2 separate regions of the Mus musculus genome follow, and region 1 is linked to region 2. Evidence: chromatin loops called from intact Hi-C (ENCODE). Cell type or tissue: gastrocnemius. All regions are shown on one strand.

Region 1 (8,000 bases), 190 kb before region 2:
TGCCTTAGCAACCAGCCTCTAAGGGGGTGGGGAGAAACTCCAGTTGCTGTTTGTGTGCTGTAGAAGTGGATGAAACATGACTCTCTCCCCATCTAGGGAAAGGTCTACCTGAGTCTGCAGGTTCACCTGGGGTCCTCTGCTGTGGCATGACAGCATGACGTGACTAAGTGTCCTATGACTCTCTGAGCTGTTCAGGCTCCGCCCCCACCCCGGGTGTTTTTTCAGCTTGTGACATGTCAGTTTCAAGGGAAATGTTTTGAAATCTTTGCCAGTTTTCCAGTCTTGTGTTGGAAGAGTCTGTAGAAATCAGGGACAGTGGTCCTCCTGACTCTGTGGGGAGCCTGGACTCTTTCTCCTAGGTGATTTACTCCGTGGATACAGGCTTGGTCACAGCATTGCAGGTTTAATGTGCCCAAGCCTAGGGTTCTACACAGCTCACCGCCTCACCTACCTGACCGTGTTTCTACAACGCCTATGGCTACAAGGTTATAATGCACTTACTACAAACATGGGCAGAAGCAGAATTCAACCCATTTCTTTTATCTCTTAATACAGGGTCTCACTATTAGCCTTGGCTGGCCCGGAGCTTGCCTTGTAGAGCAGGATAGCCACTTGCCTCTGCCTCCCTAGTGCTGGGATTAAAGGTGTGCGCCACGATGTCTGTGTCAGTTTCCTTGAATGAACTTGGGGCTTTGAGAGGGAGTCACAGAAGGTGGAGGGAACCTGGCAGGCAATTCTGAGCGTACGCGATCTGCCTCTCTGCCCACTCATTTGCTCAGAGTTTTAGAAATATGCTGAGGAAATGAGATGGCTCAGTGATGGTCATGTGAGCCCCACTTATCAGAGTCCCAAATGGTGGCATCTACAGTGTGAAAACCACGTGTTGGTGCTTCTCTGATGTGTCTGCTTCATGGACTGTCTCAGTAGAAACCCCTTGGAATTCACATTCAATTTTCAGATGTGGATAACTCCATGTATCCTGCCCACACAGTTTTATGACAGGGATCAAATGAAGTCAGGGGCCCAAGTATTCTTTTAGTCCGGTTTTGGGTTCAAGCGAGGGAGATAAATGCTGGCTGACAGGCGGAGATGATGGAGATTTGAGAAATGTGGCTGGTGTGCTCAGAGTCTGTCAACACTGTTTCGTTTTTGCTTTGTTTTGTTTTGAAACAGGACCCCAGTCTTAGCTCAGGCTGTCCTTGAACTCACTATATAGTTCAGGGTGGCCTTGAACTCACAGAGATCCTCTTGCCTCAACTTCCCAAGTGTTGAAATTATAGATGTGAGCGACCAAGCCTAGCTATAGTCAGAGTTGGGAGCTATGGTACTTGAGTTTGGCTTTGGCTGAGGTAGAGGCATAGGTGAGGTGAAGGACTGAGGATAGCTGTGTCCCTATCTGTATGGGGCAGAGACTGGATCCTGCAGTTCCCCAAAGAAAGCAAGGCAGGGAGGGGAGGCTACACAGAGAGGTCGGCAGGCAAGCACTAGGAGAGATAATCTGAGTGCAGGAGGCAGAAGCATAGGGGAAACTGGCACCTGAGAAGATGCCCATGGCACCAGGAAGGCACTTACTAATCCCTGAGCCCACTAGGCTACCTGGAGAACTCAACTGCCCAAGGTTCAGACCCAGGCACATCTCACAACCCCGGCCATCCCTAGACAGTGTGCACATAAGCACAGGTCACCTGGGCAACCTTCTTAATAGAGGCTTGCAGCCTATTTTGGATCTCAACCCTCACATTCAATAACAGGCAAACTATTCTGTGATCTTGTTTCTCCTCTAAACTATGCTAAAACTACTGCTTACCCCACAGCCTCACCAGACTCCAGCAGAAACAGGCACCCAGGAAGCACTCTGGGTAAACACTTCCATTTACTGTGGCTGCACCCCAGCAGTCGCTCTCCTCATAGCAGAAAAGCCCTGGAGGTGTCCAGGACAGCATACCACCCCTTAGTCTCAGGAAGAAGGATGCGCATTTACTTAGCTAAGTGAATTTGCTAGGGAATGAGGAAGAAGTAGCCTCAAATAGCCTGTGGTCCAATGGCCCTGGGGCTGGGGCCCTTCAGTCCCTGGTTCTGAGAGAGCAGCGTATGCTGTCTAAGCAAAGGGATGGATATGATTGTTTCTCCTGCAGTGGTTGTCATCTCCCTCTCTCTTTCCTTTCTTTCTCTCCCCATCCATCCATCCATCCATCCATCCATCCATCCATCCATCCATCCATCCAATACAGGCCATAGGTCTGCTCGGAGGCAGCACTATTTTAAATGCTAAAATAGCAGCGGAGAATCACGAGATGAGACTCCCACCTGTTAACTGATCTGAGGAAGGAGCTCTCGGAACCAAGGGGCACAGGTTCCAGTGCCGGCTTCTTCATTTACTGCATGTGGTCACAAGGTGAAGTGTTTTGCTTCTAGTCACCCCCAGAATTCTTCTCAGGCAGAGTCTTCTCATATCCACACCTCAAGGCTCCTAATGGAGGCAACACATAGTGTACCCAGCCTGAACGAGGAGCTCAGAAAATAGGCTTCATGCCAGGTACCTAGGAGTATGCACGGGGTCAGAAGAAGATGGCTGCTCGTGGCTCTTCCTCTCTTTGCAGTACTTTGCAGATGCTTGCAAAGACACAATCTCTGGCTTCTTGAGTTTCCAGTGGTCTGATAACAGGAGGGTGCGGGGGAAAATGAATATTGGGACAAGCTTGATTTGGGGGGGGGGGGAACCAATGTTAAGAGAGGGAGACAAGGGTCTGAAGTAGCCAGGGGAAAGAGATGGAAGGATTAGGTAAAATCCGACTTTACTCACTGGGCAGAAGGGCTGCCAAAGCCGGCTCTTTTGTTTTTTGTAGACCCTGGTATCTCCTGTGTAAGAAACAGCAGAGCAGTGTGTCTCTCAACCTTCCTAACGCTGTGACCCTTTAACACAGTTCCTCATGTTGTGGTCGCCCCTAACCATAACATTATTTTCATTGCCACTTCGTAACTGTAGTTTTGCTGTTATCAATCGTAATGTAGATATCTGATATGCAGGATATCTGATGTGTGACCCACAAAGAGGTCACAATGCACAGGATGAGAACTGCTGTACTGGAGGTCATGATGGTGGGCCCAGCGTGCAGGCATAGAGCAGACCCAGCAGGCAGGGCAGGTTGCACCATGCCAGCTGGGCACGGGGGTGAGAAGTGGGCAGCTTGCGGCAGACCGTGACTCTTTTCCCTCCAGAGCTGGTCCCCAGCTTGTAAAGGCCAGACTCATTCTGGTTTTCCTTGATGGGCAACAGAGGCCAGGGGGGACCTGAGGGATGGTGAGTGGGGTGCCAATGGAAAATTACAGACCGCCAATCTCACTTCACACCCTCCACTGTTAAGACATTTTTTAGCAGATAAAGGGGAAGTCCACACAAAGGGAAATTTCCCTTTCTCCCCACAACTTCCCCTGTTTCCATCCCACTCGGCATTGAAGAAACATCTTGATGTTTCCAGAGGCCACAGGCTTTTTCGTATCCATGCTGTGAAGACTTGCCCAGAGAACCCTGTTTTGGAAAAATCCTCCCATCATTGCTGAGGGCACACACATTCCCCATGGGTGTGCACACTTGACAGCCGCCAGGCTGTTCCGGAGGAGTCTTTGGTTTGTGGTGCTGTGCTGGGCAGAATCTGAGTATCTGGATCCCAGAACCCCCACCGGAGCCTGCAACAAATACTGACAACTGTCCTTAAGAACCTGTGATTTTCCCAGCACAGCCATGTTGACTTTAACCCTCCACAGCAACCTTGAAAAGCACCCATTATCCACCTTTCCAAAGCGGGAAACTGAGGCTCAGAGTCTTCCTTGGCTGGGAGACCATGATAAGGGTCTGGGTGGGTGGGCTGAACCTTGGATCCTATTTGCATTTGCCTTCCTGGGATATGCAGGCTCTGGAGACTTCTCTAGGAAAATCCCAAGGAGAAGGCAGTGGCTGGGAAGGTCTCGAGCTTTGCAGGTACTTGGTGGAAAACTCCAGTCTGTGATTCACCCTCCTCCCATGCCCTCGTCACTGAGGCCAGCTCCCCTCCCAAGGTCCTCAGTGTCCAGCCTGAAAGTTGGTGGCTCCCATCCCACTGCTCTGGTAAGAGGGGCTGTACCTTGCCTAAGAAGGAGCCGGTAGTTGGGGTGGAGGTGAGGATAAGGGCGAAGGGCCAGGAGCAGGAGGAGAGAGGTCAGGGAGGTAGGGCTGCCTGAGGCAGCTGTTCAACAAGGTTCTGGGGGCTTCTTCTGGATAGTGCCCACTGGGAAGACACTAGTCAGGAGTGAGGGGCCCTGAGGGGACAGAGAGACAGGGTCATGAGGTTTCGTTCCCTGAGGGTGGATGGTGTAATCTAGGCTTATAGACTTCTCAATCTCTCTTGTTGCTTGTGGTATTTTGTCCCTTCACTTTCTACAGCCCCCCTTCCCTGGTCTGGCCATCCGTCTCAGGACCACTGGGTGGGTGGGGCTGTGGCGGGAGGGGGGGTTGGGGGGGGGAGGAGCAGGAGTACTGAAGGTGAGAATTCCTCTTCCAGGTCTGGAGACGCTTACTCATTCTGGAGCAGGAGTTCTAGCTGGGCTGAGAGACCAGGTGAGTGGGAAGAGCATGCGCAGAGCGCGCAGTCTGGTTATCATAGCCTCTGTACCCCTGAGTCTGGAGAGCTGAGGCTCAGGGCAGAGGCAAGACCCAGCAGAACTGTGTGTCTGGGCAGGAAGCAGGGAGCTGCGGTCCCCTGAGGCCACAGGGAGTCTGATGCCATCCTCACTAGCCACATAATGAAATTGCTCAGGGACAAGCCCCAGTAAGTAAGGAGAGTTCACAGATGGGGAACTGGCCCCGAGGAGGCGGGCCATCTGCCTGCCAGGGGAGGGCAGTCAGTTTTCAGAGCTAGGAAGGGTGAGTGGATGGATCTGGAACTACCTTCACAGGTTGGGGGCGCCTGCCTCTTGGTCAGCTAGGGCTAGAGCAGAAAGCGGGGCACCAGCTTGGGTGGGACTGGGTCTGAGGAGAGGGAGCTGGAGAAGATGTGGGCTGCCACTGTGGAGGGCAGCTGCCTACCAGGTGTGAAGGGCTACGAGCAGCCAGGCTTTGGGGCCATGCACACAGGTATGTGTGTGCAGAGGGACGTGACGGAATGGCATCGGTGTGTTCAGGGGTGGGTGCTGGTATGTGGGTATGGGCTGAAGTGGGACTGGGTCTCTTTCGTTTAGGGAAGGGAGCGGTGGTGCCTGGGTTGAACCCTAGCAGTATGTGGGGCGGGGAGGGTTTCTGGAGGTGTTTCCTAGAACCAGAGTGGGCTTCCATCTAATCTGTCCAGCTCCTGAGGAGAGAGTTAAGACTGTACTTGCTGGTCCTTTGAAGACAGAACCCAGGATTGGCTCAAGGGCACCCAAGTATGGTGAAGTCCCTCCCCTTCCCCTTGCTCAGCCTAGCAAAGCGGGTGGACAGCCTGCAGAGGAGATCTGTAGCTGTGGAGGTAACAGAGCTTGCGAAGGGGAACGAGTTGTCCTTGCTGTCACAGAATCATTCCTAGCAAACAGACTAGAGGTGGGGCGGGGGGGAGGGACCCTGGGGGCCGAGGCTGTGTTTTTGAATTTATTTGCTGTTGGTGTGGAGCTGGGCTGGGCTGGAACTTTACTGTCCTGCTTCGATTCTGAGATCTGGAGTTCTCACGCAGATGATATTCACTATCTGACCCATAAGAAGAATAGAGAGAAAAGGGGCCCTGTGCAGCGTGTTTGTACGGCTAACGTTCTCCTGGACATTCCTTCCCCTAGTCTAACATAGCTGTCCAGTGCTGTGGTTTCAGCCCTCTCTCCTCCCTGCTCACCGTGGCTCTGAGCCACCTCTCCTTTTGCCTGCCTTTGTTTTTATTCTGTGGTTCCACTCTTCCTCTCGAAAACGTTTTAAAGAATTTTTATTTGTTTATTTTTATGTGTCTGAATGTTTTGTGTGTGTCTCTGCACACTACATGTCTGGCGACTGAGGGAGCCAGAAGAGGAGTCCCCTGGGACTGAAGTTACAGGCAGTTATGAATCACCATGTGGGTGATGAGAGTGGAACCTGGATCCTCTGTAAGAGCAGCCAGTGCTCTTAACGGCTGATCCATCTCCCCATGCCCAATCTTTTATTTATAGAAAATTATATTTATATTTATTCTTATTTTCATTATATATTTATATAAATTTATATAATAATATCATATCAATATTATCAATAATGTTTATATATTAGCATATTTATATAAATAGAAATATAATTTGTATAAATATACTTATTATATTTATTTATAGAAAATTATAAAATGGCCTATGGCTATTCACACTCTCAGGTCCTGCTCTTCCTTCTTTTCCTTGATAAACCTCAGTCTCAGGCCTGGACAGGGTTCTGGGTGTGCTCCCCTGACCCCTCCCCCCTCATCTTTCCCATCATGCATTCTTCATCTACTCCTTTTCCCACCAGATCATCCCCTCTCCCTCTGTTCATCTTGCAATGGCTGCGAGTGGTGGGGGGAGTGGAAGGTTTGTCTTCTGCAGGTTCCCTCAGGCTTCCTCGTGGGTGGGGCTTGCCGAGCCCGCTATCCCATGGCTTAGCAAGCAAAGGCGACCTATATGGTCTTTTTCACATCTCTTCACCTTTATCCTCCCCTTCTGCCGCTACCCAATGGAGACAGGGTCATTCTCTCTAGGAGATTTAAAGCTCACTGAGGAGGTATCATTTGCCTAAGTCACAAAGCAAGAGCCCTTCCTACTAGCTGCTCTTTGGGCTCAGCCTTTGAAGAGCCACTGAACTGAGCACTGAGCATGCGCTGTGGGTCAGGTGTTGCTCCCCATCCCTGAGCCTCGCTTCCTCATCAATAACGTAGGCCTAACAGTACTGAGACTGTTAGGATGGGATTTGATAGCAGATATTAAAAACCCTGTGTCTTTAGTCCCGTGATGACTCAAAAGTTGACCTTTCCTTGTTGTAATTAGCAAGTCTGAGTGAACTTGACTTCCTGTCTGGTGCTTTTGCAACAGTGTTTTCAGCTCATTCATTAGGTCTTGATTTGTTTGTCATTTATCATTTGGACGTGATTAAGGGGTCACTCTGCAGGGTGCCAACAGTTTCCGGCTGGGTTCAAGCCTCACTGACTGCTCCGCTGGCTCTGTTTCTGCAGTCTGGAGCCTTCCTCCCTGCCTCATCTTTCTCTCTTGTGTCCAAGGGGCTGTGCTGGAGCCTGGAGTTTGCACCAGCTTATGTGTCTCCTTATGCTTCTCCTGCCCAGAGCTGGCAGTGAGAAACTGAAAATATCCCAATACCAGAACCTCACCCTGCCGTGCTTTTTCATTCCTGGGATAGCCTGCACCCTCCAAATCACCTTCAAAAATTTTCCACAACTGTAGCTGGTTTCTGCCCACGCCTTTCTAACGGACCCAGGCTTGGGCTGTTGCCTGGGTTAAAAGGACCAACAAATAAACATAGAGTCTTCCTTCATAAAAAGACTCCCTTGTGTCCTGGAGGAGTATAGGGTACATGCTAGGCCTGGTCATTTGATTCCCTGAGTGTCCCTGGAGGTGAGGACCAATGGACAGGGCTTCCCCGAAGGTCTAGGCACCTCCTTCTTGGCATTTCCCTGGGAGGAAGGCCTGAAGTAGCATCAAGGTGACCAGCTGTACGGAGGCAGGGAGGAGAAAGCTAGCGTGGGTTCCAGATACAATTGACCTCCTGGCAAGTGACAGACAAAAGGGACAGAAAACAGAAGGGACAGTGGCCCATGGAAGTTTCGGGGGAGGGCTGTACATTTTAGAGGGCAGGGGGAAGGAAATGGCAACAGCCACAGTGGGCAGCCCCTGCCAGGCTGTTCTTGTAAGAGACGGGCACTTGGCATCTTGAGGTCATCTTAAAATGACCACCATCCAAGTGACCCCTCCTGGCTCCAGGATCTTCTATGTTTCTTGGGACAGATAGACATAGAAATGGCCTCCCTTGAAAGCCTACAGCTGGAGCTGATGCC
Region 2 (8,000 bases):
TTAAGGAATTGACATCCTAGGAGAGTCTTTGAAGATGTACTCTGAGATCTGTACCCTTGCTGGGACAAGGACTGATATAACCAACCTCAGAGAACAGAGCAGTGTGCTCTCCTAAGCTGTGTCCTTACGGTGATGCCTGGAGGGCTACCGAAAACTAACCTAAGAACCCAAGGGATGAGGATGGGAGGACCTTCCTTAGTAAGAGTCTGGGTGGATGCTACTCCTCTTGTGCCAGCAATGACAGATCTCTTTGATGCCAGGACCGACCAGCATTCCCTGCACTTGGGGGGGGGGAGGGGCATTGTGGGAAGGCTGCTAGCTGTAACCCTCGAAGACAGCTTCCTATTCTGGTTTGTCAATCTTATCTGCTGATTGGAAGGGCAGCGGCAAAAGATGGGGACAAGGACAGTGTTGCGGTAATCCTCCAGCTCAAATATGCCCCGGCAATGAAAACACAACACAGTTCATATGATTACATGCTGTGCACCTAGATTGGGCAGATCTACCGCTGCACTATCATCTTCCACATCTATGAGACCCCTTAGAACTTTCGGTTTCTCCAGGGCATGTGCTTCTGCTCTGCTTTTCTTCTTCTTCCTCCTCCTCCTCTGTGTCCTCTCCCTCTACCATTTTCTCCTTCTTCTCTCTCTCCACCTTCTGCCCCACCTTCTCTTTATCTGCCCAATCCTCAACTCTCCTTTATTTTACAAATTAAGGTGGGAAGCAGGTTTACAGGAAACCACTTGAGTGCTGACTCATTCCTTGTTCACAACACCTCTCAGGAGAACAGAATTAACATCAAATATAATTAGCCCCAGGACAGTGTTAGGAAGATCACATGACTGGATAAGACTCAGGGAGGAGCTGATAAATAGAAGTGTAGACCAGACCATTCTGTACAGCAGAGTCTCATGCGGGCTCTTCGCCCCCAAATTTCCCAGCCTAGGGAGAGATATTCCCAACCCTCATCCACCTGGCCATATCAAATGTAGATGGTAGGGAACAGCAAGAGAGAAGCAGGTAAGATCTGGTTCTAGACCACAAGGGCCAGAGTGGAGGCACATGGCTCTTCCTATACTGGACGCAGGTCTTTAGCATAAGAAAACCCCACCACTCACTCAGCTTCCAACTACTCCCCCAAACCAGGTAAGTCACGACCCTATGACACCTCAGAAGAGGGAGGAAGGGCAAGCCTGGGCTAGGAGGCAGCAGACACACGTAATAGGAAATGACTGGTGGCAAATTAGCAGACAGAAAACTCCTTTTTACCTGAGTACAGTAGCATAGACCTGGAGGGACACTTGAGGATTGGAGACTGGAGGATTGAGAGTTGCAGCGCAACCTAAACTACATAGTAAGCTCCAACCCAGCTGGGCTATCTAGATCAAGACTTAAAAAATCAATCAAAACAAAATGAAAAATAACTCTCATTTTTGAGCCAGCCAACAAATCAATCAACCTACGAGACTGTTAATGACATGCGGTGTTGGCATCCTTATTTAAACAGCAAAGAAAGTTGGCACACTTGACTCAAAGATGCTCAACTCTGGTTATGCAGGAAAGTCACGAGTGGAGATTCTACAAAGATCTGCATGGCCAGGGACTTGGTCCAAACCTTTGACTAAGACTCCCTAGAGGCTGTGGAGATGGCTCCCCAGAGAGCACGTGCCTTGCAAACACTAGGACCTGAGTTTGATCCCAGAGTGCAGGTGAAGATACTGGGCATTGTGGAGCACACTTCTAATCCCAGGGTTGGCAGCAGAGACAGGAGCCCCCTGTGCTAGGTGGCCAGATAGCCTTACCTAAGTGGTGATCTCTGGGCCAATAAGACCCTTTCTCTAAGGTGAATAGTGTTCCTCAGAATGACAAAGATAGCTTTATAACTCCATAAGACCAAAAAAGAAAAAGACAAAGAAATGATTTTCCAAGAATAGATGCCATTTGTCTTTCAACATCTTGTTCCTGGGGCCCACACAGCCAGTGCCCTGTTCCCCTAGTGGTTTTGTTTTGCCTTTTTATGACATTGGTCACCCCTGAACCATTGACCACTTAGTGATCGGTTGCCTGCATGTCCTGACAGTCCCTCTGTCCAGCACACTTAACTACTCCTGGTCTCCTCATTTTGGTGGATGGAGCTGGGCTCAGGCCTCCCACGACCTTTGATGGACAGCCTGCCTATCTAGCAAGTAGCTTCCCAAGAAGAATCCGAGTACATGTTGATGGTATCTATGGGTTGGAACTTCTGGGTGAACTTTAGATTCAGGATTGCTGGGTTCAAGAGTAAAGCTATATCTAACTCATCGAAGGCTGTCAAATTCTGCCATGGAGCCACCAACAAAGTCCAAGAATGACAGGTTTTCCAGAGGGATTAGAATTTTAGATTTCTGATAACTTCACAGATGGAAGAAAGCCTGGGAGAGTCTTTTTCATGCATATGCAAGTACACGTGGAGGTGCTCGGAAGTTGGAGGCTAACCATGGTCTGTGAGGGACAGCGGCACTAGGCTTCCCTGAAGGTATCTTCCATATATATGTATATATATGTATGCATACATATATGTATATATATGTATGCATATATGTGTGTATTAAATATATATTATATAATTATTACATAATAATATTACATAATATATGTAAATAAATATATATGTTAAATATATATTTAACTTTTGAAACCTATGAATGTTTACATGTTTGAAAAACTGAACTAAACCTACAGAAAACAAGAAACTCTGAAGTTGAAAATAAGCCCCTCCCTCATCAAATTAATGCCTAGCCATGTGTCAGATTAACAACACAAGTGCACGACAGCATCCTGGTTTTACATAGCTTTATAACCTTTTCCTCCCTCCCTCCCTCTCTCTCTCTCTCTTTCTTTCTTTCTTGACAATGTTTATCTGTGTAGCCCTAGCTGTCCTGGAACTCACTCTGTAGACCAGGCTGGCCTCGAACTCAGAAATCTGCTTGTCTCTGCCTCCCAAGTGCTGGGATTAAAGGCGTGCGCCACCACTGCCTGGCTCATAGCTTTATTAACCTTATAAGAACAAAAGAGAAAGAGGTAAATGAGTTCCATAGGATGCTTTTGTTGTTGTTAGCAGTCGTAACTTTTATTTATACTTAGTGTAGTGGGGCAGGGGCAGAGCAACCACCTTAATGTCAGTGTGGTGAGAAGCCACGTGGTTGCTTGGCAACAGACTGTCCCAGATCCTTTCCTCATCAGTAGGTGTACATCCTCCGTCTACGCGCAGCTGTGCCAAGACAAAGGCAAGACGAGGTCGAATTAATTCTGGGATTTGACTCAGAAATATCAACACAGACGCGTGCTTATGAATATGCACTTCCCAGGCCTGTCTACCGAAATGCCCGGTAAATCCAGGAGCCAAGGTCACCTATGTTTCTGAACATTTTCTCCACGGAGGGCAAGGAAGTACCTTGGAAAGGGAGTGGGCCTACACTGGAGATGAGAAAGGGGCATTCCAAGAAGCTGGGAACCCATCCACAGTGTTATTAAAGCTGGCTGGGGTGGGGGTGGGGCAGAGGTAGGGAGTGGGGGCGGGGTCCTACCAGCCAAGTTTGAGCTGATTTCAGCATCAAGGGCAACCTAGTACTCTGAGAAGAAAGCTATAAGGAGGATGGAGACCAGGAAGCATGGCCGAGGGTCCAAAAGTCCTGACAGCAATGCAGCACTCTTCATCGTGGAGAGGGAGACAATAATCCCAGCAGCGCTCTGTTCACAGTTATCATAGAATGATGAACAACAGAAGCAGAAGGAGCAACGTTCTAAACTGCTAACAAAATGAGAATGACTGTGAAATGCGCTTGGATAGTTGGGATATATCACAGTGGGACACGGTGGAATAAATCTAAACTTGCAGACAAGGAAGAGTGTAAAATATAATAGCATGACATAATAATAGCATTAAAAAAAACGTACTCTTAAGTAAAGGTGATGCATAGGAAGATAAATAAAACATAATAACAATGACAAATCTTCTGTGTGTGAAATTACCATCTGTTTTTCCATTTGATTCTCTGATTTCTATAAAGAAAATAACATTTTCTAAAACGTACATACTACAATTTAAATTTGTAAGAGGGAAAAACTTGGAACTGGATGCAGGAAGGCATTACCGGGAGTAGAAGGCATTACATTAAAATCTGGGACTATGGAATGGCTTTCTTTGGGAGAAGTGTGAGCTCAGGTGGAGGAGGATCACCAGAACAGCCTGAAACAAGAGCAGGGCAGGGAGATATGGTACAGCAGCGCCACTCAGTGGACATCTCTGGGGCTGCATGTGTTGAGATTTTCCTGTTTTGTTATTATCCCAAGACCTGGGTACAGGAGGGTAGGCTAGGTAAGAATTAGCTGCGTGGGGCCACCATCCAGCATCCTTCCAGCACATGGGTAAAGTGCCCAAGTGGGTTTGGGAGCATAAGTTTGAGACTGGTCAAGCTGAGGCAGGGGATGAGGCAACCAGAGGTGAAGGGTCTCCAGTGGATCCTTCTAAGGGTTATATAAGAGAGCAGTTTCCATCTAAGGCAAACCCCATTTCTGGGACATCCCTCTGAGGCAGCCAGTACTGTCTCCTGCCTCTCAGTCTGCACTAGGAAACTAAAGTGCACTTGTAAGTCAAAGCACACAGTGGTAGAATCAAGACGCAACCTAAGCCCATTTATAAGAGAAAGCAAGCAAAATTTGCCAAAGTCTGGCTTATTTTGCTCGATGTAATGATTGCTGCTGGTCTCACCCACTTTCTTGAAAAAGATATAATTTTATTCTTTGTGGATGAATAAAACCCTGTATGCTGATTCTATGACTTGCCTTTTGTGAGTTGTGTTGCAACATAGGTTTGTAGGACTCTCTCTGATATACCGGCTTAGACTCTTGCGTATGGCCTCGGGAGAGGCACAGCTGGCTCAAGGCAGTTCTACTTTAGTTTGGGGGGAAGCTTCCTATGGGTTTCCGCGTAGCTTCACTAATCTGCAATTTCAACAGCGGTGTACAAGGTCCCTCCCCCTCCTGCCTTACCATCACCAGTCACTGATAGGTACAGAATGAAATCTTAATGCAATTCTGGCTTACAATTCCCTGATAGTTATGAACATTCAACATTTTATATGAGTTCCTAGGCACTGCACTTTGAAAACTGACTGCTCGATGCATTCACTGGTTAATTTGGCTTTTTTTGTTGTTTTGTTTTGCTTTGCTTTGTTTTTTTCGAGACAGGGTTTCTCTGTGTAGCCTTGGCTGTCCTGGAACTCACTCTGTAGACCAGGCTTGTCTCGAACTCAGAAATCCGCCTACCTCTGCCTCCCAAGTGCTGGGATTAAAGGCGTGGGCCACCACCACCCGGCTTTAATTTGGATTATTTAATATTTATTTTTGATGCTTTTTTTCAGTTACTTATATATTACATATATATTAATCCCATAGTGGATGCTTTCTCCCATTCTGAAGGCTCTCTGTTAATTCTGTTAACTTTGGTTTTTGCTCTGGATAATCTATTTTTAATTTCATGCAGATCTGCTTTAATTTCTGGAGACGTTGGAGTCCTATTTGGGAAGTTTGTGCTTATGTGTCAAGGTGTTTCCACCTAGTGGTCTCATAGTAAAGTCTTCGATCTGCTTTGAGTTGGCTTTTGTAGACTGAGAGATAGGTGTCTAATTTCATTCCGTTGCCTGAGGATATTCTGTTGTCTGAGCGCTGCTCTCTGAAGAAGCCGTCTCTCCTCTAGGTGCTTTTGCACCTTTGCCAAAAGCCAGGTGTCTTCATCTGAGAGGCTTCTTCTGGGTCTTCTGTTCTCCTCCTTGGATCTGTGTGGCTGTTCCAGTCTGCACTGTACAGATTTTGATACCGTGACTGTGTAGTGCAATTTAAAATCCGGTCTTACGACGCTTCTAACACAGCTCTCTGTCGGGATTGTTTTGGCTGTTTGTGATGCTTCTATGTGAGTTATATGACTGTTTCTTTATACTTGTAAAGAACATTATTAGTAGTATTTTGATAAAGGTTGCATTGAATCAGTACATTGTTTTAGGAGTACATCCATTGTCGCAATATTTATTCTGCATATTCACGGATGTGGAGTCTTTCTATTCATTATTGGTATATACAATACCTACTGGTTTTTGTATGCTGATTTTCTATGGTGCTGGTCATTATAACATAGTCTCAGAACATTCTGGATTTTGCTTTCCATAAAGAGTATATGAAGACCTTCAAGCCAGGGCTAGGACTTGACCCTGATCCAGGAATCTGGGGCACTTCCAAAAGAGAAGGTTTACAATGGGACCAGGACTAACTAAGATACTAAAAATGTTTATCTCCATGTCCCTAGTCCAGTCACACCACAGTAACTCAGCCACTGCTATCCTGCTCCTGCCTCTCAGCTCTGCCTAAGTTCACACAAACTCAAGGTGGATACCATGTTAGCTTCTCCATGTAGGGGTCCATGATAAGCTTCACAGAAACCATATTTTTCATGCCTTACTTGATTTAAAACAACAACAACAACAACAACAACAACAACAACAACAAAGGAGCTATGAAGAAAGGAACCTGGGGGAGGGGTGTTGTTAGAGGGAGGAGTGAGAGGTGGGTATGATGAAGATATATTGTACACACGTGGTGGTTTGAATAAGCATACCCCCAATAGACTCATATTTGCACACTTAGTCTCTAGTTGATGGACTGTTTGGAAGGATTAGGCGGTATGGCTTTGTTGGAGTAAGTGTATTCTTGTTGGAAGAGGTGCATTCCTGGGGGAGGGCTTTGAGGTTTTAAAAGTCCATGCCAGGCCCACTGTCCCTCTCTCTGCAGCTGTCTGTGGCTTAGGATGAAGCGCTCAGCTACTTCTCCAGCACTATCCCTGCCATGATGGTGATGGACTAACTCTCTAAAACCCAAAGCCAGCCCCAATCACACACTTTCTTCTATAAGAATTGCCCTGGCCTTGGTGTCTCTGCACAGCAACAGAAGAATAAGGCAATGCAAATGTGAAACTTTCAAAGGATTAAAAAAAAAAAGACAGAAAAAGGAAAATCCAACCAATAAACTGACTCCAGACATGTAAGCTTTGGTTCATAAATATAAACAACACAAAATCCAAAGTGACCTGTCTCCTCCAAAAATTACCACTGCCACCTCAATGGCTTCTAATGAGGACCACTAGGAAGAACTTCCAGAAAAAAAGTTCAAAAGGACACACATAAATGCATTCAAATAACTCATAATAGACATGGATGTACTAAAAAAACCAAACAAACCCAAAAACAAAAAAAATCAATCAAACAAACAAAACCAATACAAATAGTTGAATGAAATAAAGAAGAGATTTTTAAAAACGAATGAGCTAGGACTTTGGGACTTTGGGGGGTACCTTGAAAAGGCCAAATCATCAGAGAAGAAAAGTTCTCAACTCTAGGGGAAGAGATCCCCTTCCAGGTACAGGACACAGATGAAATGTAAAATATACAAGAGAAGAAAAATCTCTTCACAGCATATTGTAGTTAAAACCCTAAGAATATAGAATAAGAAAAGCACATTAAAAACTGAGAGAGAGGAGGGCTGAGTCATGCATAAAAGCAGGCCAACACAAATAAAAGCTAATTCTCTGATAGACACTTTTAATGCCAGGAGGAAAGATGGTTTTCAAGTTCTCAATGACCACAAGTGGTAATCAGGATATTATACCTAGCAAGGCACTCCATCATAATTAGAGGATAGATAAATATTTTCCACGATAAGAACAGATCAAAGGAATTTACAACAGCTAAGCCATCTGTACAGAGAGCACTGGATGGAATGTGCTATACTGAGAAGGATATACACACTTAAGAGGTTACAGGAGAAGAAAAAACAAACAACAGAGCCAGAACAGTAACAGAAAGACATCTGAGAAAATGCCACAAGAACAGGAAAAAGTGACAAGAATAAATACACATCTTTCCATAACAACTCTGATTATTATTGATACAAATTCCCCCAATGGAAAGATA

The links. Peaks named below come from ENCODE experiments on the same cell type or tissue, not always from the same donor. Only the 100,000 strongest peaks of a DNase experiment are listed, where the experiment ranks them.
Region 1: a loop joins it to region 2, with 6 times the contacts of the local background. A loop is called at or near these places in 33 of 42 quality-filtered maps.

What each region holds. Positions count from the first base shown.
Region 1 is chr6:121,338,512-121,346,511 of GRCm38, forward strand. Slc6a12 (solute carrier family 6 (neurotransmitter transporter, betaine/GABA), member 12) reads left to right here and starts at 4,063. Exons shown (of 16, transcript NM_001381903.1): 1 at 4,063-4,105; 2 at 4,539-4,594. In gastrocnemius, no CTCF peak of the experiment used is centred here; no DNase peak of the experiment used is centred here.
Region 2 is chr6:121,528,804-121,536,803 of GRCm38, forward strand. No RefSeq gene overlaps it. Among named protein-coding and RNA genes, the nearest start is that of Iqsec3, 59 kb to the left of the region's middle. In gastrocnemius, a CTCF peak has its summit at 4,275; a DNase peak (open chromatin) is centred at 4,290.